Linked DNA regions of Mus musculus: all the other regions are linked to region 2. Evidence: chromatin loops called from intact Hi-C (ENCODE). Cell type or tissue: left cerebral cortex. All regions are shown on one strand.

The links. Hi-C counts contacts between places; a loop is a spot of excess contacts. Peaks named below come from ENCODE experiments on the same cell type or tissue, not always from the same donor. Only the 100,000 strongest peaks of a DNase experiment are listed, where the experiment ranks them.
Region 1: a loop joins it to region 2, with 5 times the contacts of the local background. A loop is called at or near these places in 12 of 42 quality-filtered maps.
Region 3: a loop joins it to region 2, with 2.7 times the contacts of the local background. A loop is called at or near these places in 10 of 42 quality-filtered maps.

The regions. Positions count from the first base shown.
Region 1 is chr2:11,772,851-11,780,850 of GRCm38, forward strand. It overlaps Fbh1 (F-box DNA helicase 1), which reads right to left and starts at 4,735. Exons shown (of 21, transcript NM_015792.2): 1 at 4,582-4,735. The coding sequence starts at 4,582. Ankrd16 (ankyrin repeat domain 16) reads left to right here and starts at 4,903. Exons shown (of 7, transcript NM_177268.4): 1 at 4,903-6,052; 2 at 6,827-7,047. The coding sequence starts at 5,739. In left cerebral cortex, CTCF peaks have their summits at 4,397 and 5,835; DNase peaks (open chromatin) are centred at 771, 908, 4,808 and 5,632; H3K4me3 peaks cover 3,257 bases; H3K27ac peaks cover 3,508 bases.
Region 2 is chr2:11,599,935-11,607,934 of GRCm38, forward strand. It overlaps Rbm17 (RNA binding motif protein 17), which reads right to left and starts at 3,265. Exons shown (of 12, transcript NM_152824.1): 1 at 3,151-3,265; 2 at 685-822. The coding sequence starts at 807. It also overlaps the pseudogene Gm13260. In left cerebral cortex, CTCF peaks have their summits at 3,396 (motif pointing right) and 6,971 (motif pointing right); a DNase peak (open chromatin) is centred at 3,359; H3K4me3 peaks cover 1,339 bases; H3K27ac peaks cover 582 bases.
Region 3 is chr2:11,706,209-11,714,208 of GRCm38, forward strand. The region is part of intron 1 of Il15ra (interleukin 15 receptor, alpha chain); the gene reads left to right. Among named protein-coding and RNA genes, the nearest start is that of Il15ra, 4.5 kb to the left of the region's middle. In left cerebral cortex, a CTCF peak has its summit at 4,104 (motif pointing left); DNase peaks (open chromatin) are centred at 720, 2,519 and 4,117; H3K4me3 peaks cover 846 bases; H3K27ac peaks cover 240 bases.

The sequences.
Region 1 (8,000 bases), 170 kb after region 2:
AATCCTCTAAAACTTACAGTTTATAGACCTACATAGACAAGATGAAGACTAATTTCTTAGAACTCCTAGAGAAGTTGATTAAATAACTGCTCTTAAAATTAGAAAACAAACAAACAAACAAGCCAGCTCCCTCCTACAAGGTTCCTCACTGGAGAGAATAATGCTCTGAAGCCAAATTTAACTTTGCTAATTAGATAATGTGCCACCCTCCTCACCTCCAAAGCTTTGAAGATGCACAAGCAGACGGGTGAGGTACTGTATGATAGAGACCATTATTACTATGACTCTGGCATTTGAACCGTCCAATGACAGCCAGTAAAACTGAGAGTCCAAATAAATATAGCCAAGTGTTATCCCTCAACTCTATCATTCTAAGTTGCCACTCAAGCCAGGAAGTACTTAGCTGTGATACAACCACTCTGCACATTTCTGAGACACTTACAATGCTTTCATAAATGTCTATTAAAGTATACCTTATAGATTATTGTCTTAATATATATTTGTTGTGTTGTATTAATAGTGATTATTTATATAATGATGATTTGTTTTGGCTCTGAGGCTAAATGTTTTCTGTAAGGTATATAGGAAAGAGAAATGAAGAACATATTTCTACCCAGTATTCTCTGTTTATAACTTCATAAATAACTGCTAATTAGATGAAAAGCTGCACAGCTATGGGGCTGCCTTTTAAAGTTGGGCTGTGGTGGCTTCAACTATCTCACAGTTCCTTAAGCTTCTTACAGCCCACAGCCTGCTTTACAGAGCAGTGCCTTTCCTAAGTTCTCATTTCATCTGCAAAATAACCCCATGATTATTCAATTAAAGTAGGGCTTAGAAAAGACCTGCTTCAAGCCACAACTTAGCTCCTAAGCAACAGCACCAGGGGCTGGAAAGATAGATCAGTGGTAAGAGCCCTTGCTGCTCTAGGAGACGACCAGGATTCAGTTCCCAGCATCCACGTGTGGGCAGCTCACAATAGCTTGTAACTCCAGCTCCAGGGGGATCAATGATTTTCTGGCCTCTGCAAGTACTTGCATACTCTGCTGTACACATGCACACATGAATTTCTTTCTTTTTTTTAAACTAATAACATCACCAGAAGAACTTGGCTTTTCTGACTACTTAGTCTGGTGTGTTTTCGACTTTAGGCCCAGAAAGCTTTACAGGAGGTTGGAAAAATCTCACATTAGTGGAACATAAAGATATATAACTAATCCCAGCACTCAGGGATTGTGGATCAGCCTGGATGCAAAACTTTATTAAAAACAAAACAAACATCCTCAAGTTGAATTCTTATACCAGTTTTAAAGAGCAGTTATATCTCACAAAGACAGTTAGTAGCAAATATTCAGAAAAAAATGAACTATAAGAGAAATGTCACTATACAGTCTACAGTATAGACTCAAAATGGGAAAAAAACTTTTAAATATTTTGTCCCATTTAACTCAAAGGAAAACAGACAGACAAACACCAAACACAAAGAGTGCACACTGGTTCTCATTCCTCTTTCTGTCACTCGGTCTTCATGGAAAGACCTACCAGCCACTCCCTGCTTCTCTAAGTCCACAGGTCTGCATCAGGTAGCCCAAACTTTGCTACGGGGAGTGTGATAGGAAAGGATACATGCATCAGGAGGCCAGGTCAAGCTCAGGTGTCATTTCTCAGAATCTGTCCTGTTTCTCTAACTGGGCCCCAGGGCTTACCCGATTCAGCTGCACTCGCTGGCTTGCGCTGGCAAGCTCAGGTAGCCGCCTTGCCTCCCAGTGCTGACATTACAAGGCTCGCATTCTCATGCGGGTGTTTTATGTGGTGCTAACTAAGGATCCTCATGCTTGACTGGCAAGCACTTGACCAATTGAGCCACCTTCCCTGCCCAGCAGCCCCAGTCTCTTGCGGTCACCTCATGCCCTAAAACACCGACTACTTCTGTAAGTACAGCCCCCATTTATTACTGCAAGAAAAGATGGGCTGAACGGCTCATTCTGTGTTCCTCAGACAGAATGACAGAAAACAAACAAACAAACAAACGAGAAATCACTACTTACTGTCCACAATATATCTTCATATATCTGATAACCATTTTCTATTATTTATTCACTCATTCCTCAACCTCTTCATTTTTCTCCATTTCCCAGATTTACTATGAACTCCATGAGGGCTTTCCTTATGGTATCCCTGTTGCTAATGCTATTTTAGACATTGGAGAGCATACAAAAATAAGTAAGCCTGACCATAAGGCAGCTACCAAAACAAACACAAATTGCTAAACACACAGCAATCCAAGCACTACATAAATATACACATAAGGGCCTACGGTAGTAAATATAATTAGGACTGTTACAAGAATCTCCATAAAGGGATGGGCCTTAAGTGATGAATGGGATTCAGTTAGGCACAAGAAAACAATATGAATGAAAAACAAAGGAATGGCACAATGTGTGACAGAAACGTTTCCTTTCTTCAGAACAAAACGCTAACTGACAGGCTGGAAAATGAATTTGGATCCAGAGACTACAACGGTCCTCTTACATACTGCTAAAGACACTGTCCTTTACTCATTGCATAGGCAATTCAGAGTAACGTGCTGTTTTTAAAAGCAAGGCCATTACACAGCCAAGGGTAGCTAGGCATGGAGATTGTCAGCAAAATAAGTCAGAAAGTCATGGTACCAGCTGGGCAAGAGTTGGAGAAGGCCGGAGAACAGAAGTTGGGTAGCAAGGACAGGTGAGTATCAACAAGGTGTGAAGACCAAGAGGAAAATGGAGGACAACTGACTCTGCTTGTGTAACATTAAGGGAGCTGATTTTAGCTATGTTAAAAAGCAAAGGAAGAAATGGCTGCTCTAATAATTTTTCATACACTGAAAGGCCTAAAGTTTCCATTTTAAAAATAATTTTCAGGGTTTCTTCTTGTGGTTTGGTTGTTGTTTTGATTGGTGGTTGGTCTGCTTTGTTTTGCTGAAGTAGGGTCTTAGGCCAACTAAATGCTAGGCTGATCAACTGTGTGCCATCATGTCCAGATTATTTTAAGAGGTTCTGTAGAACACCCAGTTAAAGCTCCCTCGAGTTCTATGAAACATCAAAAGTCTTCAAAGAGCATGCGAATAACTATTGACAATGTAAGAGCTGGCTTTGGTGATAATTTCTACAAGTTTTGTCAAAACCAGAACAGCAAAGAAAAAATCTAAATTTTTCTAAACTAAAGTCAGCCTGGGGGAACAGAGAAATATAAGATGGGCGTGTGTGTGTGTGTGTGTGTGTGTGTATGCGACAGTAACACATTTGAAATTAGAATTCAAATACTTTTATGTATTCATAAACCAGGAAACATGTTAAAGGACTGATCCCTTGATCCCTCAACGACATCTAAGTACCAAAGATCCATGAAACACAGCAAAAGTCAGATCGAATATCCCAATTCCATTGACAGTTAGTTACAAGGGAATTGAAGGCCTCCAAAGACCTTCACTGAAGAAATGGGCAGCTCAACCAGACAGAGAGAGAAGTACTAGCCCTACTCATAAACTTAAAGCATAAATACCCACCGCTCTCCAGAAAAATCACCAGGGCTATGGAGGCAGATTCACCAAAAATATCTAGTTTCCCAAAGGAAAACACAGAGCAAAGGAAATTCATAGAGCAGAGGAGAGGCAGAATCTAATTTAGAATACCAATTAAATAACCAATTTCATCTTTTTATAAACCAGGATTCTCGGTTTTGTTTAAAGGACCAGAAACTTAAGAGAGATAAGGCAAGACCACGTGAAATCATTTGTAAGGAAGGAGTAGGCAGCCCAGACTAGCCTCGAACCTCGAACTCAAGGTCCTCTTGCTTCAGTCTCCCAAACGTTGAGATTTAAAACCATGCAAAGTAGCAAAAAGTTTGAAACTATCAGATGCCTCAACTTTCCAATACGTGGCAAAAATCACTAACTTCATTTGGCCTTGACGTCCTTCCTCGTCTCTAAAACCTGAATGCTACCTATGGGCTGTTTATGGAATAGACAATGTCAGGCGCTTAGTGAACCAGAATGTACTGCCAAATGCAAAGAAATTGTTTTAAACCTGGCAGGAGCGACTTCCATTTTACTTCCCAAACGGAAACACCATTAGGTTAAATGTCTAGTTCCTCGAAAGGAAGCCAACAAAGCGGGCTCGGGTCTCAAAGAACCCTCCAAAAGCCCCCCAGGCCTTCTCGCGTCCCCTTAACCACCATCACCTGTTCAGGTGAGGGGGTGGGAGACTACCAAGGCGAACACCAACGTCAGGAGCTGCATACAATGACTCGCCCAAGGTCAAAAACATTACAGTGGAGACAAGCCAGGCTTGCCAGCGGCAGAGGATCTGTCTTCTCAGGTGCTGCCCCTTCCGGAGCCTCAGGGAGCGGCCAAGGGATGCGGGTCTGCAGAGAGCATCCGACCTCCTTCTGCAGGCCCACTCCTGACCACCGCGGGCGCGGCCAGCTCCTACGCCCACCCTCAGCTAGGGCCCCACCCCCGAGGCCAAGACCCCTGCGCGGGAGACCCCACAATAGGAAGTTTTCCCGGCTCGCACCCCACGCCAAGTCCACGGTCTCACGCACTATGGCGGCCCGGCCCAGGACCCCGGCGGCGACACCACCCAGGCGATGCCGCCGGACATTCAGCCTTTCCCCGACCAGCAAGCCCCTCCTTCGGCCCAGACAGCGAGCACAGACGACTGCAGACTTCCTCCGCGAGCTCCGCCTCTTCGCTGCCAAGACGCACCCTCCCACCGGAGACGACGGACAGGCCCGTGAACCAATCGAAGCACTCCGAACTGGAAGGGTCACGCGGACGGACAGACTCTGGAACCAATCCGTACGCGAAGCGGGAGGGGGCGTGGCTCAGTGTCTTGAGAGCCACGCCCCGTCTGTGCTTTCGCCACCGCGGAGGAGGCGAAGGAAACTTTCCCAGAGTTCCTTAGAGCTCCCTGGGTCCCCGCGGGGGCCCAGGAGACAGCAGCGGGCGGGGAGGGGGCTGGGGTCGGCTGCGGATTGGGTGAGGATCGGGCGGAGCACAAGGACACCGTTCCAGCTCTGAGAGGCCCCAGAAACCCTTGCTGTTGTGAGCCTGGTCAGCCGAAGGATGCGGCTGTCAGTCCGGCAGACATCCTCAGGCCAGGGGTGGGCCAGCTAGGTTCCAGGGTGGTGGGCAGCGTGCTCTCGACTGCCTGTGCAGCTACCACCGGAGCAGCCCAGCAAACATTCCCAGAAGCTGTCCGGTGGAGAGCAGACCACATCTGGGATGCGAGGCCAGAAGTCCCGCGTGCAGGACTTCGCGGTACACTGGCACCCTCCATTCTGATAGGTCTTCCGTTCCCAGTTCACTCGGGTGCAAGGGACAGCTCCAGGATGTCAGGTGCACACAGCCTTACCCCAAGCCCTGGGAGCCCGAGGCCCCACCCTGACGAGTACGCGTGTGTGATGCGCGGTAACCAGAATGACCTACGAGTGTGCATGTTGTCGCCTGAGGGGACACCATTCTACATTTGGAGACTGTGACTTCCAAACCAGGGCAAGAAGCATTAAAGACGCTAGCGGAGAGAATCTGGCTGGGGGCGGGCAGGGGGCGGTGCCGAGAGTCGGGGAAAAGGGTCACGTGGAGGAAGCGGAAGCGGAAGCGCCAGCCTTCTCTCACCTCCCAACCTATCATAGCACAGATCTGCTCTAAGACTGAACCTGGGTCTTCCTCCTACTTTTGTCCATCCTGGTCCAGGGCGATGGCTCTGCCTGGGGATCCGCGGCGCCTCTGCAGGCTGGTGCAAGAGGGCCGACTGCGTGACCTTCAGGAGGAACTGGCGGTAGCTAGAGGTTGCCGGGGGCCAGCCGGAGACACCCTTCTCCACTGTGCAGCACGCCACGGACGCCAGGATATCCTAGCGTACCTAGTGGAGGCTTGGAGTATGGACATCGAGGCTACCAACCGAGACTACAAGCGGCCTCTGCACGAAGCTGCCTCTATGGGCCACCGGGACTGCGTGCGCTACCTCCTGGGCCGAGGTGCAGTCGTGGACTCCTTGAAGAAGGCGGACTGGTAGGTGCCCAACCCACGGTCCAGAAAAGCTATATCGACACTCCCTGAAGAATCGCAGATTTTCATGTATTTTTCAGTGTGTTCGTTAGATTTATAACTTTTCTCAGCTTCTAATCTTCTCCCCGACCTCCCTTTCGTGTGGGTTTGGTTCTTTAGTTAGGGCAATCGTTTCCCGTCGAAAGAGTATGGAAATGTAATCAAGTGGAGTGAAACGGTTGAATTGTACTACTCGTGTGCCCAAGATGCGTTTTTCTGGAGACATCTTGCTAAAATTCCTGTTCACGATTACATAGTTTAATTTGCATGGCCACAGTGGATAAGTAGAGTTGATGAAATTCAGTTCGCCATGCACCGAATATTGAGTTCTTAGGCAGTTTTGTCACCTCTAGCCTTACAGAGCCACCAGCAGGGATGTTGGTGATACTCTCCCACCACTGAAAACAATTTCATTTCTTCCTAGATTGGCATCTTTTTTAGTTTCATGTCTAATTCCTAAGACCCTGTGAACTTCTTTAGGCTCATAACTTAATGAAATGCCCGCCTTCAAGTTATTTCAAGCTCTGTCAAAACATAGGGGCTGGAAAATATATCAGTTTCCCCTTGTTATTTCTCCACGGTCCTCAAAGAAGTCAGAGGCTGACAGTCTAAGGTGTTTTCCTGCCACGCCCCCCACCAGACTCCTCTAGGTTTTCCATCTGTACCAAAGACATAGGTAATGTGAAGGTTTGGCTTCTTCCAAGTGCCTCAGCTCCCTTCCATCTTGGTTGACCTTAGGACTCCTCTGATGATGGCGTGCACAAGGAAGAACCTTGATGTGATCCAGGACCTTGTAGAACACGGTGCCAATCCACTCCTGAAGAACAAGGATGGCTGGAACAGTTTCCACATTGCCAGTAGAGAAGGCCACCCTGTGATCCTCCGGTACTTGCTCACTGTCTGCCCTGATGCTTGGAAAACAGAGAGCAACATTAGAAGAACCCCTTTACACACTGCAGGTACCCCCTGCAAGCTCTGGAGTCTGTAGTGGCTTTGTGCAAGCACTGTCTACACTTTGTAGTTCAAGTTCCCTGCAGGGGAATGGAGGATTTGGGAAAGCAGAAGACAAGGCATCAGAGCATCTGTGCTCTCTTGGCGAACTATAAGTTTCTGAAGTGGCAGAACCTTTGGCTGATACATCATTGTGTTAGTCCACTTTTCCTGTGTGTCTATCTTGCCTGCCATTCCTGGTTCGTTAGACGATAAGCTTGTCTGTTCCTTCTAATGTCTGTGACCCTGGGTGAAGAACTTGGTCTGTATTTGAGCAAATATCCTTTGTAGCTTTTCATGATGGTAATGATTCCATGCTGTAGAGCCCTAGAGAAGAGCAAAACTAGAGTGGACTGTGTGGATAATAGTCTCAGGAGTCTAATAAAACAAGAAAGTTAAGAAGTAAGCCAGGCAGCATGGAAGCTGAGGCGGCAGTGCAATGCTGGGAGACCCTGCCTCATATTCCCTAATACCCACCTCCCAAAGAGAGACATCTGGGAACTAATTCTTAGTCTACGAGGCAGTTCATGGAGTCAGGGTCCTGAGCTCTTACTTTCTCTAGGCCAATGCCAGAGATATGATACAGTCTAGACGGCAAGCAGCTGGTGGTTCTCCAGCCACCGCTGTCCCTTCGGGATCAAGAAATTCTTTTTGAAACTTTTTGAATGATTAGGAAAAGATCCACATGGTTCATAAATTACTTGGCCAACTCTCCCATCACCCCACCTCCCACCCCCAAAGATTCCCTTGGAGAACCAGTCAGCAACCTGTCTGTCACTCACCAAAATACATGGAAGACAGAATCTTTCCTGTTGAGTGTAGGTGTCTTCAATAGGAGGAGTAACTTTCTGGATAATTTTATAGGTTCCTATTGAATAGATTACAGTCAAAATGTTTTTGCAGGTTTCTGGCGAGAGAGACC
Region 2 (8,000 bases):
TATACGCATAGTTGGGTGGGGTGATATTCCCAGCACTTGGTAGGCAGAGACAGGCAGACCTCTGTGAAACTGGGGCCACCTTGGTCGACACAGACAGTTCAAAGCCACATACTGAAATCTTATGTTGAAAACAAACAGAAACAAAGAAAAAGAAAAAGCTGCACTGTCTCCAAGACAATGCCAAGTCTAACAGGTATACAACACAGCAATTCCCACCTATAACTATATATCCTGGGTATGTTCACAAACATCAGAGCCTTTCATAGTGTACACGATTATTAACCCAACCAAATAAAATTTACTTAACATGTATGTATATATGTTTGTATGCATGTTGGGGTGGCTCTGATTATTCTGCAAAGCTCAATTCCAAACTTCTTACAATAAACTAGCTGGGACCCAGCCTAGGCCAGAAGTCCCAGACTATTAGGACTAGGGGTATGAAAACAGCATCTGTAAACAGTTTGCAGTCAGTCTCAGGCATGCTCCAGTCTAAAGCCAGTCTCATGGCTTTTTTTAATTCCCACTCCATGAATGGTCCTGCTGTTTCCAAGAGCCAGGAGAGGCAATCAGCTCTCCACCCCTCGCCCACCCACTCTTTTCTACGTATCCAGCAAGGGGGCAAAGAGCAAGCTTAAAGGAACTCAGCGGACTTGCCCTCTCCTGCCCTGGGCCTGTTCTTACCTTGGCCTGAGTGAGCGCCGCCTTCTTCACCTGGAGCTGGGACTGCAGGAGCTTGAAGTTTTTGGACCAGCCTTCAGTTTTTGAGTCACTGGTCTCCACTCCCAGGTCATCATATAGGGACATCTTTTTGGTTTAATGCTGAAAGACAAGCAGGGACAGAGATTAAAAGATGCAAAGCAGAAGCAAGTTATGAATGTCTCTGTGTTAAAACAGCTGCACCATGGACCCTCCTGTCACAAATGCAGGGTTCTTTCTAATCTGCAAAACTATACTTAGGCACTAGTTTAAAAACAGTCCTCAGCCTGGCGTGGTGGCACGCGCCTTTAAACCCAGCACTTGGGAGGCAGAGGCAGGCGGATTTCTGAGGCCAGCCTGGTCTACAAAGTGAGTTCCAGGACAGTCAGAACTATACAGAGAAACCCTCTCAAAAAACTAAAAAAGAAAAAACAAACAAACAAAAGTCCTCAGGGCTCTCATGTAGCTCAGGCTGGCCTTGAACTTATCACAAAGACGAGGTTGGCTTTGAACTTGTGACTCTTTCCTACACCTCTTGAGTGCTGGGATATGCCACTATGTCCAGCCTAGAATTAATTCTCAATCTAAAAGACTATGGTGAACTGACTTATGAGTCAAATCCTTCAGTTATAGAACTGATAATGGAGTAAGACGGAAGCTCTCTATGTGGGGCATTATTAACTATAAAGTTCCAGGTGCCAAAGAGATGGCTCAGTGGGTAGGAGTACTGGTTGCTCTTCCAGAGGTCCTGAGTTCAGTTTCCAACAACCACCTGTAATGGTGGCTCAGAACCATCGATGAGTCCCAGGAGGGCCAGGGCTGTTACAAAAAGAAACCCTGTCCATAAATAAATAAAATCCCTCACAGGTGAAACCCTGTCCATAAATAAATAAAAATCCCTCACAGGTGTGGCCAGCCATTGGGTTTTAGTAGATTCCAGATGTAGCTAACCAAGAGTAACCATCACAAGTCTAAAAGTCTACCTCTGTTAGCTTGATCCACACCACAATCATATCTTATACTCAGGACTTAATGATGTTTTACCGAATCATTTATACCCTTCCGTGTGTAGCTATGCCATCTCTGATAGTTCACATTTCCCATCCGTATTACCAAGATACCATTGGCCAGGGACTGTTAAAAACAAACTAACCAGAGTAACTAAAGCAAACAGCGCAGCAGATTTCTCTACTGTTCTGAAAGACTTGTAGAATGACCTACTAGAGGGAACTCTTCCCTGTTGGAAAGATGTGTGAAAAATTTATGCGGGGGACAGGTGGTGGGGGGGAGGAGGTACATAATAACAAATCAGGGGGTCAACAAGAACCCATATGGTAGGAGAAAAATGACGCCTGTAGGAAATCACACATGTGATTTCCACGTGTGGCTTGTCCTCGGAACTCTTAATCTCCTGCCTGCACCTTCCAAGCACTGGAATTCCAGACATATTGCCACCCTGGGCTCCATTACTCATATTTACTAAAATTTGTTATCTCGAAATGTTTACAGCTCAGCCCAGTATAAATGTGTCCCCATGATTTAAAAGAGCCACCTGTTGCAGAGAGACAGGCCTCACCTATTCCCAGAACAAGCAGAATTATAACAAGAACTTATGTCAATGGTCCCCCCTTCCTGACTTCTCAAAGGAAGGTCTGACTGATCACCCTTCTAAGTCCCTCTTCATCCTCTGTCACAGCCTTAAACTGCAGAATACTCTACAGCGCTTCTCTGCTCTTGCTTTCCCTCTTCCTCATAGGTGCAGCCTTTCCACTTGTAATAAAACTCCTCTTCCAGGTCTTTCCAGCTTGTAATCTGGTTCTTCGGATCAATCCAGGCCTGGGTTTTCCAACGAGCTTCTTAGAGATCTAACCCCTGGAGAAGCACCTTACTGAGCTTGCAGCACTCATTCAGAGCACAACTGGTCCAAGCAGAAGAAGCTCGAAAGCTAGCGGAGGGACATGAACGCTAAAACTCCCCTTAGCGCAGGCCTGAGCATGCCGGGGGTTACAACAGACACTCTCTGTCCCGGTGAGACAACGGCCTCAACCTTCACTTCAGGTGCTCTGGAAGGAAACAAGTTTTGGGGTTTGTGTTTTGGCTTCTCCATTCCTGAGGCCCGACGCAGTCTGGGTTACTGCGGTCTTGCGACCCAACAACTTGGTCTGGGCATGGGCCATGAAGAGGAGAAAGGTACTTTCTTCACTGTCAAGAGGATCGGGACTGGTGAAGGGGGGATCTAGGTGGCCCGGTGGAACGTGGCAGGCTGAAGGAGCCCAACGTGGAGGGCTGGGAACCCCCCGGGCAGCTCGGGGTGCCCCGCCCGCATCCCCGCGCCCCTCACGGCGCGGCCTAGAGCCGCGGCCTCGCGTCCAGCGCATCCGTGAAGGCGCGCACACCCGAGTCTACGTTCCGGATCAGACCGCCTGCCAGGGCCGCCGCGGCGCCACTCACCCGGCCTTCCGAGACGATTGTGCCCATGGGCCACGGCGGCGGCAGCGCGGAGCCCGGCCGCCCTGCGCGGAAGCCCGCCCACCGCCGGAGTCCGCCGCAGCGCCGAGCCTCCACGGAGTCCGCAAAGGGATGCACCGCGCGGGGTAAGAGAGCGGAGGCTGCCGGGAGTCCACGTCTGCGCCTGCGTGTGACTCGCGGAAGCAAAGCTGCACTCTCCGGCTCGCACTGCACCCTGCTGACGGGAGGACTACATTGCATCTCCTCTCTGCCGGCCAAGAGATGGCGCCATTGGCACAAGGTTTCGAGATTCATGTGCCTTCTGACCTTGGAGTAGGAGCCGAATCCCCTACTAGGCTCCAGGTATTCACTCCCAACTATTCCCTTATATACTAAATGGTGGAAATAAATTTGCAGGCGAGATGTTGCAGAATCTAATAGCATTAAAAACACACACTGAGCTAGGTCTTCAGAGAAAGAATGTAAACACTATAAACCTTGCTCGCTTGGAATAAAAATGCAGCAAATGGCAAAAGAAAGGTCAGAGAAACCAGGGCTTTGTGTAAATATGTTTTCCCCATATTTTTGGTTGCATGTAAAAATTATTTCAAGCTATAGCTGGACAGTTGTGACCCATGCCTTTAATCTCAGCCCTTGAGAGGCAGAGACAGAGATTTCTGAGTTCAAAGCCTGCCTGGTCTATATAGTGAGTTCCAGGACAGCCAGGACTACACAGAAACCCTATTTTGAAAAACAGCAACAATAACAACAACCCCCCCCCCCCCCCGCAAAGGGTGGTGGTGGTGGTGAATTCAAGCTGAAAAATGTATCAGTCAGGGTTCTCTATAGTCAGAGGACCTATAGACTGTCTATATATATTAAATGAATTTATTGCAATGATTTACACTCTGCAGTCCAACTAACCTGACAATGGGCAGCTGTGAATGGGAAACCCAAGAATCTAGTAGTTGCTCTGTCCCACGAAGTAGGTTGTTTCATCTGGTCTTCTGTCTAAGCTACAATCTGAAGAAATCGGTTCCAACAGAGATGCTGTCAAGTAAGTGCAAGAAGGTGACGAGGAGTGAGTCAATCTTCTTTCTCCCAATGTCTTTATGTCCTCAAGTTCCACACCTGGATCCGGAACTTGCTTTGTCCCAGGCTGGCCTTGAACTCAGAGAACTGCTTGCCTCAGTGTCCTGGGATTAAAGTTGTGCACTACCTTGCCTGGGCTGTCTCATGATCTCCATGTCAAGATCTGGGTCAGCAGCCTGTGTCTTCCAGCCTCAAGATCCTGTGTGCCCTCCATTTCTGGATTGTAGTTCATTCCAGATGTAGTCGAGTTGAAAACCAGGAATAGCCATCATAAAACTGTGGAGGTGGACCTTACACAAGTGAACACACCAACATTATAATCTGATTTACAAGAAAGTGTTCAAATAATTCTGAAAGTGCCAGGCGTGGTGGCACACGCCTTTAATCCCAGCACTCGGGAGGCAGAGGCAGGGGGATTTCTGAGTTCGAGGCCAGCCTGGTCTACAGAGTGAGTTCCAGGACAGCCAGAGCTATACAGAGAAACCCTGTCTCGAAAAGCCAAATAAATAAATAAATAATAAAAATTTAAAAAATTTTAAAAATTCTGAAAGCTTGAAAATGCAAGCCTGGAATAAAGTACCAGCTTGTGGCAGATAAACATAAAGAAATCAGATAGCAACACCATGTGTGGGTTGATTAAAAGTTTGACATGACATTTTATAATACAATTCCTGTTGAAAAAAAAATAAAATCTGTACATCAAAAAAATACAATCTTGTTATTCATAGTAAACACTATAGGAAATAATAAATAGGGAAAAGGAATTAACACACACACACACACACACACACACACACACACACACATGTAATAGTTGAGATTTTGTTTTTGTGGGGCAGAAGAGAACAGTTAAGAGCACCAGCTGCTCTTCCAAAGGACCTGGGGCTCTTTATAACCTACTTAGCACCCACATGACAGCTCACAAACATCTGTAACTATAGTCCCAGGGGATCTCATGGCCTCTGTGAGTGACAGTCACAGGTGGTACATAGACTTATATGCAGACCAAACACCTGCACTCAAAAAATATATTAAAAAAAAAAAGAAAATTGAAGCTTTAAAAAAAAAATCAATTTTGTAGGTTTACTATTATAGGCCTTCTTTTGGCTTTTTGGTTTGTTTGTTTTGTTTTTTTATTGTTTTTCTGTGGGGTGTTGTTTGGTTGGTTTGGGCTTGGTTTGGTTTGGTTTTTTGAGACAGGGTTTCTCTGTGTAGTCCTGGCCATCTTGGAACTCATTCTGTAGACCAGGGTGGCCTTAAACTCAGAGATCTGACTGCCTCTGCCTCTTGAGTGCTGGGATAAAGGAATGTGCCTGGCTTTTTTTTTTTTTTTTTTTTTTTCGTTTTTCTGAGACAGGGTTTCTCTGTGTAGCCCTGGCTGTCCTGGAACTTACTTTGTAGACCAGGCTGGCCTCGAACTCAGAAATCCGCCTGCCTCTGCCTCCCAAGTGCTGGGATTAAAGGCGTGCGCCACCACGCCCGGCATGCCTGGCTTTTTTTAAAAAAAACTTTGTTTTGTTCTATTTCTAGTTTCATAGTTACCTATTTCTAGTTATATAACCTCTTAGCTCAATGAACTTATTCTAAACTTTCAATGAACACAGTGTTTTTTTTTAAAGTTTATTTATTTATTTTATGTATATGGGTACACTGTAGCAGAGCAGATGGTTGTGAGCCTTCATGTGGTTGTTGGGAATTGAATTTTTAGGACTTCTGCTCTCTCCAGTCAGCCTCGCTCACTCAGGCCTGCTCTCTTCAGTCGGCCTCACTCACTCAGGCCCAAAGATTTATTTATTATTATACACACTGTAGCTGTCTTCAGATGCACCAGAAGCACCAGAAGAGAGCATCAGATCTTATTATGGGTGGGTGTGAGCCACCATGTGGTTGCTGGGATTTGAACTCAGGACCTTTGGAAGAGCAGTCAGTGCTCTTACCCGCTGAGCCATCTTGCCAGCCCGAACACAGTGTTTTTATGTGAGAAGTGGAAAGAAGAGCAGTATGAGAGAGGTGAGTTGCAGAGCCAGCACCTGTGGGAACTCCAACACAAACAAGCTCTGTGAATTTTTCCAGCAATATTCAGCAGCCTGGAGTGGGGACAGCAGGAATCAAAAGGTTAGCATTGGTCAAAAATAGGACACTAGTTAATCCTAGCCAAGATATTAGGAGGGCAGATGTTCCAGAAGAAAGCAAGACCAAGGGATATTCGAAGCCAGGACAGTGGGTAGATCAAATGCCCTGGCATGAACAATGGACAGAAATTGCAGGCTGATGTGAAGGGGGAGAAGGGTGGTGGGTGCTCTCAGAGGAAGACAAATCAGTTAAGGCGACAATTAGTATAATTTGCATAAACTTATAATTTGATTATAACAATGTGACAATGTGTAGTGTGTATAATGATACTTTTACTGTTGTTTTGAGACAGGGTCTTTCTATGTACTCCTGTCTGTCCTGGAATTTACTACACAGACCAAGATGGTCTTGAACTCACAGAAATCCTCTTGCCTCTGTTTCCCAAGGGCTGGGATTAAAGACCTGTGCCACCATCCCCGGCTAGTGATACTGTTGATATCATAAAGGATAATTTTTGTTTCCTGGTGTATACTTTTTTATGCCTGTGGTATATTTTTATTTGTTTGCTTTTTATTGTTTTATATAGGACAGCTAAAGCAGATTTTATTTCGTTAAAATTATTTTATTTATATGAGTGCACTGTTGCTGTCTTCAGACACACCAGAAGAGGGCATCAGATCCCTTTACAGATGGCTGTGAGCCACCGTGTGGTTGCTAGGAATTGAACTCAGGACCTCTGGAAGAGCAGTCAGTGCTTTTAACTGCTGAGCCATCTCTCCGGCCCTTTTATCCCATTTTTTTATGACAAGGAAAAGAAAATATAAAATAAGTCATAAGAAATGCTATCTATTATTTCAAAGCATTTTGGATGATGTACAAAATGCTCATAAAGCATATGAAAAGCATTTTCAAAAAATATGAAGAGCTTCAACGTGTTGTTTGTAAATTCTCTTGCAGTAAATGCAACATTAACAAACATACAACTTTCTTGTGGGCCAATTTTATTGAATTATATACTATTGTGTATGTAAGAAACATATGAATGTTGCTTATACATATATTTATTGACTTTTAATGAGATCACTGCCAATACATACATTCTTTTCCTTAGCTTGAGTTTTACATTAAGCCGATGTCTGTTATGCAGCCATCAAACCTCACAGTAAATCACACAGGTTTGTAGTCCAATTTAGACTCTACATTCTTAGAATCAGTGCTTTTCTGACTGCTTTCATGAAGTCTTCCTGAACTGAAGTCATGATCAGCATGAATTGCAGACATACCAACTTCTGTACAGGTGTTTCTGTGGTGCGATCCACAGAGCCATCTGCAAGCTTTACAATTACTTCAGGATCTGCTTCACCATGCTTTGTAATAGGGCATGGATTTTTCAACAGATCTAATTGTGCTTGTTCATTTGAAAAATTGATATGTAGTTGTGATTTCTACTGAATCTGCCTGGTCACAGCAAAGCAGGATCCAGTGTATCTGGTCTGTTTGTAACCATGACCATTTTAACTCTATGCAGAGTATCAAATCCATCCATTTGATTTAGTAACTTCATTAAATTCCTCTAAATCGCTGCCAGCTGAAGTACCCTCAGAAAACCAAGAGTCACCAACAGCATTTATTTCATTCATGTAAATGATACATGGCTGGTGATCCCTGGCATAATTAAACATTTCTCT
Region 3 (8,000 bases), 110 kb after region 2:
GGGAGTTGAGCGATCCCACCGGCGTTTCGGCGACTTAGGGAGAGCAGGTCTGACAAGTTCGATAAGACTTAAAGAACTTAGAGAAATGTGTGAGTGTGCCTCTGCCAGCCCACCTGGCGCAGCTGTGGGGTGTCGCGCCTGTGGGGTTCCAGGAGGGGCTTGAGGAAAAACCACCCTTCATGACTTTCAGGTCAAAGTAAATTAGATGGAAGGCACTGGGCAAAGTACTGCGCTCCGCGGGAGGAAAAACAAAACAAAACAAACAAACAAACAAACAAAAACCACGTGTGGAGCAGGCAGGTTGCGCATCTGAACGCTACAAAACAGGTCCAGGTTCTCAAGCGCACTGGCAACTTGGGGCCCGGACGATTGGAGAGGAGGAGAGACTGTTTTCCCATGGAAGAAGGGGTGTCACATGTTCCAGAATGTGTCGTCTAGATCTAATCTCGGGAAGAATGAATTGAGACTCCTAGTTTTGTTCCAATAGGTCTAGAAGGAAAGAGCGAGAACAGTTGGGTCTAGCAACGTCCGGACCCAGGATGTCGCATCTTTTTATAAACATGAAATTCTTCAGAGTCTGTTAAAAAAATCTACGTACTCCCTGCACAGAAATGTGTGTGAAAGCACATGCTTGCAAATGTGCACAGGATTTGGGGACCGAGGACAATGACGTCATCCATGGACTTTCCTGCAAGTTAGCAATTCCTTAGCCCTGAGTGTGTTTTAAAGCAAGATTTCCCAGTGATGGGCGTCTGACTCAGTCTCCTTGGAACTTGGTCATAGTTATCCCACACAGACTTGAGCCTGGGGTTGGCTCTGTAGGGGTGTTACGGGGCTTCATTTATTCTTGGGTCCCCACCCTCCATCTGTAAAGCTGGAGTGTGTTGGTAAATTCCTCTTAACTGGATAGCAAAGAATGGTCCTGAGATTTCAGAAATAGCCTGCAGATATTCCAAATAGTCTGAAAGTGAATGTGGTTTCAGTCCAGCTCAGCTTAGAGGAAGCACCTCCTTGCCTAAAGTTCGGGCTCCACTGGTGCCATCAACTGGCACCTGAATCTTGGTTTTAAGAACAGCCTTATTGGGTCATAACTGACTCCAGGAAAACTGCAAATATTTAAGTTGTATGTTTCTTTGTGTTTCAGGATGAAAGTTACACTCTTGAAACTATCACCAAACCAAAGCAGGGTTACACCCATAACTAAGAAGTTCCCTGTGTCCTCCAAAATTCTTATCTCCTGCTCAACTCAGCAACAATTTAACTTTTTTTCCTTTGGATTTGTTGCACTTTCTAGTATTTTCTATAAGTGGAGTTATAAAGCACGCTACTCTTTCTTGTGTGGCTTATTTAGCTCAATCATTATTCTTTGTTCATGTTGTAATTGCATCAACAGTGAACTAGCACCCAGTGTAATGGAGTATTTTTATAATCCCAGCACTCTGAAGGCTGAGGCAGGAGGATTTCTAGTTAAAAGATAGTCTGGGCTATGTACTAAGACCTAAAAGCATAAACAAACAAACAAACAAAGAGATGGGTGGCTACTGAGGAGATGGCTTAGAGGGTGAAAATTCTTGTCATCCAGATCTGAGGACCTGAATCCATGGGAGTGGATGGACAGCACAATATGTTGGGGTGAGAGAGAGGCAGGGCAAAGAGGGGAGAATTCCAGGGGTGTGTGTATGAGGGGGGTGGGGAGGGAGGGAGAAAGAGAGAGAGAGGCTCAAACAATATGGCAGGTGAAAAATGATTCCCTACTCCCTTCCCCCAGTGCTGGGATTATGGGATGTGTGTGCATCCATACCCAGCTAAACTATGACTTATTTTTAGATCTGTGAATCAGCATTAGTTGCCTCCTGATTGTTGGGTATTTAAGTTGTTTCAGTATGGTAGTATTTAAGAGGCAACATGTTGGGAATCTGTATTCTTTATCCTCCTCTCCCTCCTCCTCCTCCTCCTCTTCCTCCTCCCTCTCCTTCTTTCCTTGAGATAGGGTCTTACTGTGTAGCACTGGCTGGCTTGGAACTCTATGTAGACCAGGCTGTCCATGACAGATATCTGCCTCCCAAGTGTGTGCCTGGCCCTGGTGACTCTCTTTCTTATAGAATCCCTCCATGACCTTGGTGTCATTCATCACCTATGGTAGTAAATGTGAATGGAAGGCTTTCTCCTAGGGAGCCTTAATACTCTTTTGGGCAATACAGTAGGGGACTCTAGGGTCTGTGGAGGAAGTACATTGCTAGGCTGCATGGTGGACATGTGCTCCAGGCATGTAGGGAACAAACCAGTCAGGACAGCCTGACAGCTGCAAGTGAGATTGCAGCTTCTGCAATAGTTCAGTGGGTGACAAAGGAATCCTGAAGCAGAGCTGGTGTCTCTGGGAAACTGGAACCAAGAAGTCCTGCTGAGTCTCCAACTTGTGACCACCCAGCCTTCTGACCCTCGAAGCCGACTAGGCCCTCAACTTAAGGAACTGGAGGAAAGAGGAATGGATGAGTTCTCGGGGCAGTGAGCTGAGTGAGTACAGCCTGTACTTATTGCACCATGAGGAAGTGTGATAGGTTGGCTGGCGCTTCAGCCAGGAAGAAAAAATAGGTTACTGGAAGCCTAGATACCCTGACTGTTTGGGCATGGTGGAGTCAGAGTGAGCCTCTAGAAGGCAAGGGACACATTTTCTCTTCTCCGTGTCTTAGTACCTATCTGCTTTCAAATGGGAGGCTCAGGGAAAGAAAATGCTGAAATGCACACTGACCTCATATAAAGAATGGGAGGGGTGTGTTAACCTGACCACTCTTGAACTCCAGATATAAGAGTAGGCCAGGGATTCCTGCCCATCTTAGACTCTCAACTGACTTGATAAAGAAGCCTGATCCACAGGTTCTGAGAAACAGAAAGAGGTGTCGCCCCATGCTCCATGCTAATGATCATTAGGACTGGCGATGTGAGAACTTTGAAAGTGGCATAACTCTAAGTCCCAGTTTCTATAACTTCATCTGATATATGTATTCATAAGCTCGCAACGTATAAATACCTGCCCTGTATGTGTATGGGGCTTAGCACTGGGGAAGGAGCACTAGGGAACTATGCAATACACTTACAGTCTTCATGGTGCTTGTATTCTTCCAGACAAGATGAGACTTGCTTACATTAGATAGTTCCCATCCAAGTATCAACCAGACTCAACCTTGCTTAGCTTCCAAGACCAGACAAGCCCTATCAAGTTTAGTATGGTATAGCTGTAGACTTACATCGGATATCTAAGGAGATATATATCTCCTTAGATTGTAGTATTAAAAGATGTAACTAAGACTGAAGGAAATTAAAAGTTATCATTGCAATGAAATATATTGCTTCTAATGTAATTGTGAAACCATCTAGCTTTGTAAATTAAATAACTCACCACCACTTGGCAGTTTGGATTGGCTGCGGTATTTTTATAACCTCGTGCATTCAAATATCAACTATTCCTATGTTTATCTCTGAGGACCATTCACTATTGACAGACCTGATATAGGCTTCCTTTCTTAGACGAGACACAAAGTAGCTACTGCAAAGCCCTCTTAGTACAAAACACTCAGAGAATGATCAGAATAACATAAACACTTTAAATTGATTGGTGGCAAAAGATAATTTTGCTCTTCAAAACAAAAATAATAGTGATACATTGGTGTGCTACTGTGAATTTAAAAGGAAAAATGGCTGATAGCAATAACAGCACAAAGGCTGGGAAAGGATGTATAGAGAACAGTCATTAAGGGTGTGTGTGTGTGCGTGTGCATGTGTGTGTGCGTGTGTGTGCCTATGTGCTGCCCAATGGAGAACGTTTGCTGTCCTGTTCAATAACTCCTTGCCTCCCCACCTCCAGTTCTGGGGTTACAGATGCACACAACCATACCTAATATTCTTGCGTGAGTGCTGGGGATATGAACTCAGACCTTCACACTTGGGTGGCAAGAGCTCCTACTGGCTGAGCCATCTCTCTAGCCCTGTTTAAGGCTCTTATGCTGTAGGTGTGAGGTAATATGATATCACTCAGTGGTAAAGCAACCTCTAAAATAATACGATAATGAAGCTGGGTATGGTGGCTCATGCCTATGATCTCCACAAATGCGACCCCTGGTGGCTGCAGAGTCATTTCTATTTATTACTGTAGCCAGAAACTTAGAATACCCAAGATACAAGTTGCAAAACACATGAAACTCAAGATGAACGAAGACCAAAGTGTGGTCACTTTGCCCCTTCTTAGAATTGGGAACAAAACACCCATAGAAGGAGTTACAGAGACAAAGTTTGGAGCTGTGATGAAAGGATGGACCATCTAGAGACTGCTGCACCCAGGGATCCATCCCATAATCAGCCTCCAAATGCAGACACCATTGCATACGCCAGCTAGATTTTGCTGAAAGGACCTTGATATAGCTGTCTCTTGTGAGGTTATGCCGGTGCTGGCAAACACAGAAGTGGATGATCACAGTCAGCTATTGGATGGAACACAGGGCCCCCAATGGAGGAGCTAGAGAAAGTACCCAAGGAGCTAAAGCGGTCTACAACCCTATAGGTGGAACAACAATTTGAATTAGCCAGTACCCCGGAGCTCGTGTCTCTAGCTGCATATGTAGTAGAAGATGGCCTAGTTGGCCATCATTGGGAAGAGAGGCCCCTTTGTCTTGCAAACTTTATATGCCTCAGTACAGGGGAACACCAGGGCCATGAAGTGGGAGTGGGTGGATAGGGGAGTGGTGTGGGGAGCGTGTGGGGGACTTTTGGGATAGCATTTGAAATGTAAATGAAGAAAATACCTAATTAAAAAAATAAAAAAGACTTGCATGCTGGAAGCTCAAGGTGAGACAGCTCAGCTGGTAAAGATGCTTGTTGCTAAGACAGAAGACCTATAAACCCCTGGGGTGGAGAGAACCAAGTCCTGCAAGTTGTCCTCTGACTTACACACACACACACACACACACACACACACACACACACACACACACACACACACATACACACACACACACACATACACACACACACATACACACACACACACACACACACACACACACACACACACTACAATACAACATTTCAATGCTATAAAACACTTTATAGAAAGACATGAAAGACTTAAATCAAGGCAGATCCTAGGTTCCGGTTTTGAGAAGACTCACGGTTACTAAGTATCAGTTTTTCCTGAGCTGACCTATAATTATGACATTGTTGCTGTGGGATTCAGCATGGACTTGATGTTCTGGGTCTACAATTCAATAAAAGGCACAGAATCAAAGAGTCAACTTTGAAAGCAATTAACAAAGATTTACACACACACACAAATAAATAAACAATAAATGTTGAAAAAACCTTTAACAAAACGGAAGGGTTGGAAATGTTGATTTAGACTTAGATATGCTGCAAAATTAATATAGCACCTTCTTAGGAAACTACAGTAGTGAGTTCTTGGTAGGGGCAGGAAATTAAGATGGTCTCATGTAGCCCAGGCTAGCCTCCAATTGGCTATGTAGCTCAAGATACCCTTGGATTTCTGGTCCTCTTGTTTCTACCTCCTGAGTGCTGGGGTCTCGGGCATGCATCACCATACCTGGCGTTAAGGCCAGGCAGTAGTGGTGAACACCTTTAATCTCCCAGGAGAGGTAGGCAGACCTCTGTGAGTTAGAGGCCAGCCTGGTGTACATAGTGAGTTCCAGGATAGACAAAACTACACAGAGAAACCCTGTCTCAAAAACAAAACATACATACCTGGCTTTAATACAGCATTGGGATCAAACCTAGGGCTTTATGTGTGCTGGCCAAGCACTCTACTCATTGGGGGGGGGGGGGGGGGGAAGAATGTGTGATTAAAACCAAGTACAGGAGGAGACTGGAGAGATGGATGCTTGGATGAAGTCTGGGATGGCAACGGGAAGAAGGATTGCAGAGAGGCCATGCTGAGGGCAGGGGAGAAGATGAAGGAGCTACAGCAGACTGTGGTCATGGGCAGACTCTAGGTCCCATTCCCTTCTCTTTCTCTTAGCTCTTTGGCTTCCATCATTCGCTCATTTCTTTTTAAGATTTATGTGTCTCATATTTTATTTGTGTGTCGATAGATGTCTGTGTGAGTGTCTGCCGTGTGCTATGCGCATACTCGAGGCAGACAGAAGACGGTATTAGGTCTTCTGAAGCTGGAGTTACAGGTAGTCGGGTGCTCTGGAAAAACAGGATTTGCTCTGAAGCACTGAGCTATCTTTTCAGCTCTAACTTTAAATATATATATATTCCCATCCTATCAGGCAGGGTTCACAAGGTTCTGACAACGAGAGGAGCTCCTCTCCTTGCCAGCAATGAGCGTGCTCTGCAGAGCCACAGTGATTGAGTCCTCTCACAGGACCATTCTGGAAATGTATCGACTCCTGTTGACCAGACTAGACTGCTTGCTCTGCTTTTCCCTTGAATGTCTGGCTAATTCTTGCTCATCCTTGAACTTTTACACAATGGCACTTTTTTCAGGCATTGCAGTTAAACCACGTCTTATCACTCCCAGCTGTGTCCATCTGCTTCATCTTCTACACCCCGCACACCATGTTCCTGGAGCAGGAGTGCTCCAGATGTGTGGAAAGACCAAGTAGAATTTACAGCAGTGTCAGCCATCAGGAAAAGGATGTTCTGTGCAGAATGTGTTGCCTCTGCAATTGCAAGGCGGGAAATGCCCTGTGTGAGGAAGGGACTCTTAGGCTCCTTTACCTCCAAGGTTTCAAAATGACCCATTGGCAGGGCCTGCCAGTTCTCTGAGGGAAGCAAAATAAACTGTGATCTCATAAGATCCCTGCTGGCCCAAGAAAAGACAATAACAATAACGTTAAGAAGCAGGCTTGGGACAAACAAGAGAAAGGGTAGTTCTTTTAGATGTCTTCCTCTAGCCTTTTCCCTGAAGAGCTCACAAGTCTCTGGAGATACTGATCGATAGCTGGAAAATGTCCAGCCACAAATAATGTAATAGCTCACTCACAGGTCCAAAGGTCCAGGCTTTCTCAGACAGAGGGAACATTTTCTAAAAGGTCAGGCCTAGTATGTTTCACTGAATTCTCCATTCTGGTCTACTGCCAAGTGTCCTTAAGGTCATTTGAATTGGTTTTTATGACAGTTCCTTCCCACCCCACACCATTAATCCATCCCCAAGTATTTCCCAAGCAATGTAACATACGGCTAAGTACCCCAAATGAGGATTTAAAGATTTGGAAACACAGAGCTAAACACATGGGACTGGCAAGCCACACACACACACACACACACACACACACACACACACACACACACACACAAATAAAGAAATAAATAAATGTATTTTTTAAAGTTAAATGAGGCAGAACCTTCCCCTAATGAATAAAGATTTCAAGGGACCAATCACTGGGCAAGTAGGTGGGAATTTCCAGTCAGTGAGAGGAATAGGGAAGTCAGGAGAAAGATACTTCCTTTTGGACCAGAAAGAGCATGGAGACACAATGTGGGTAGCGAGAGGCCCACGATTTAGGTAGGGATCCTCTGGGATGCGCCACTGGAGGATTTATAACTTAAATAGCTAATAAAATTAGGATGTGTCTTAGTTAGAGTTTTACTGCTGTGAACAGACACCATGGCCAAGGCAAGTCTTATAAAAACAACATTTAATTGATGCTGGCTTGCAGGTTCAGAGGTTCAGTCCATTACCATCAAGGTGGGAGCATGGCAGCATTCAGGCAGGCATGGTGCAGGAGGAGCTGAGAGTTCTATGTCTTCATCCAAAGGCTGCTAGTGAAAGACTGACTTTCAGGCAACTAGGATGAGGATCTCAAGCCCACACCCACAGTGACACACCTACTCCAACCAGGTCACACCTATTCCAACAAGGCCACACCTCCAAATGGTGCCACTCCCTGGTCCAAGAATATACAAACCATCACAGGATGCTAGTTTCCGCACCCAGCAATTGTGTTACCTGTAGATTCTAAACTAAGATTGTGTGGTGTTTTCCTTTA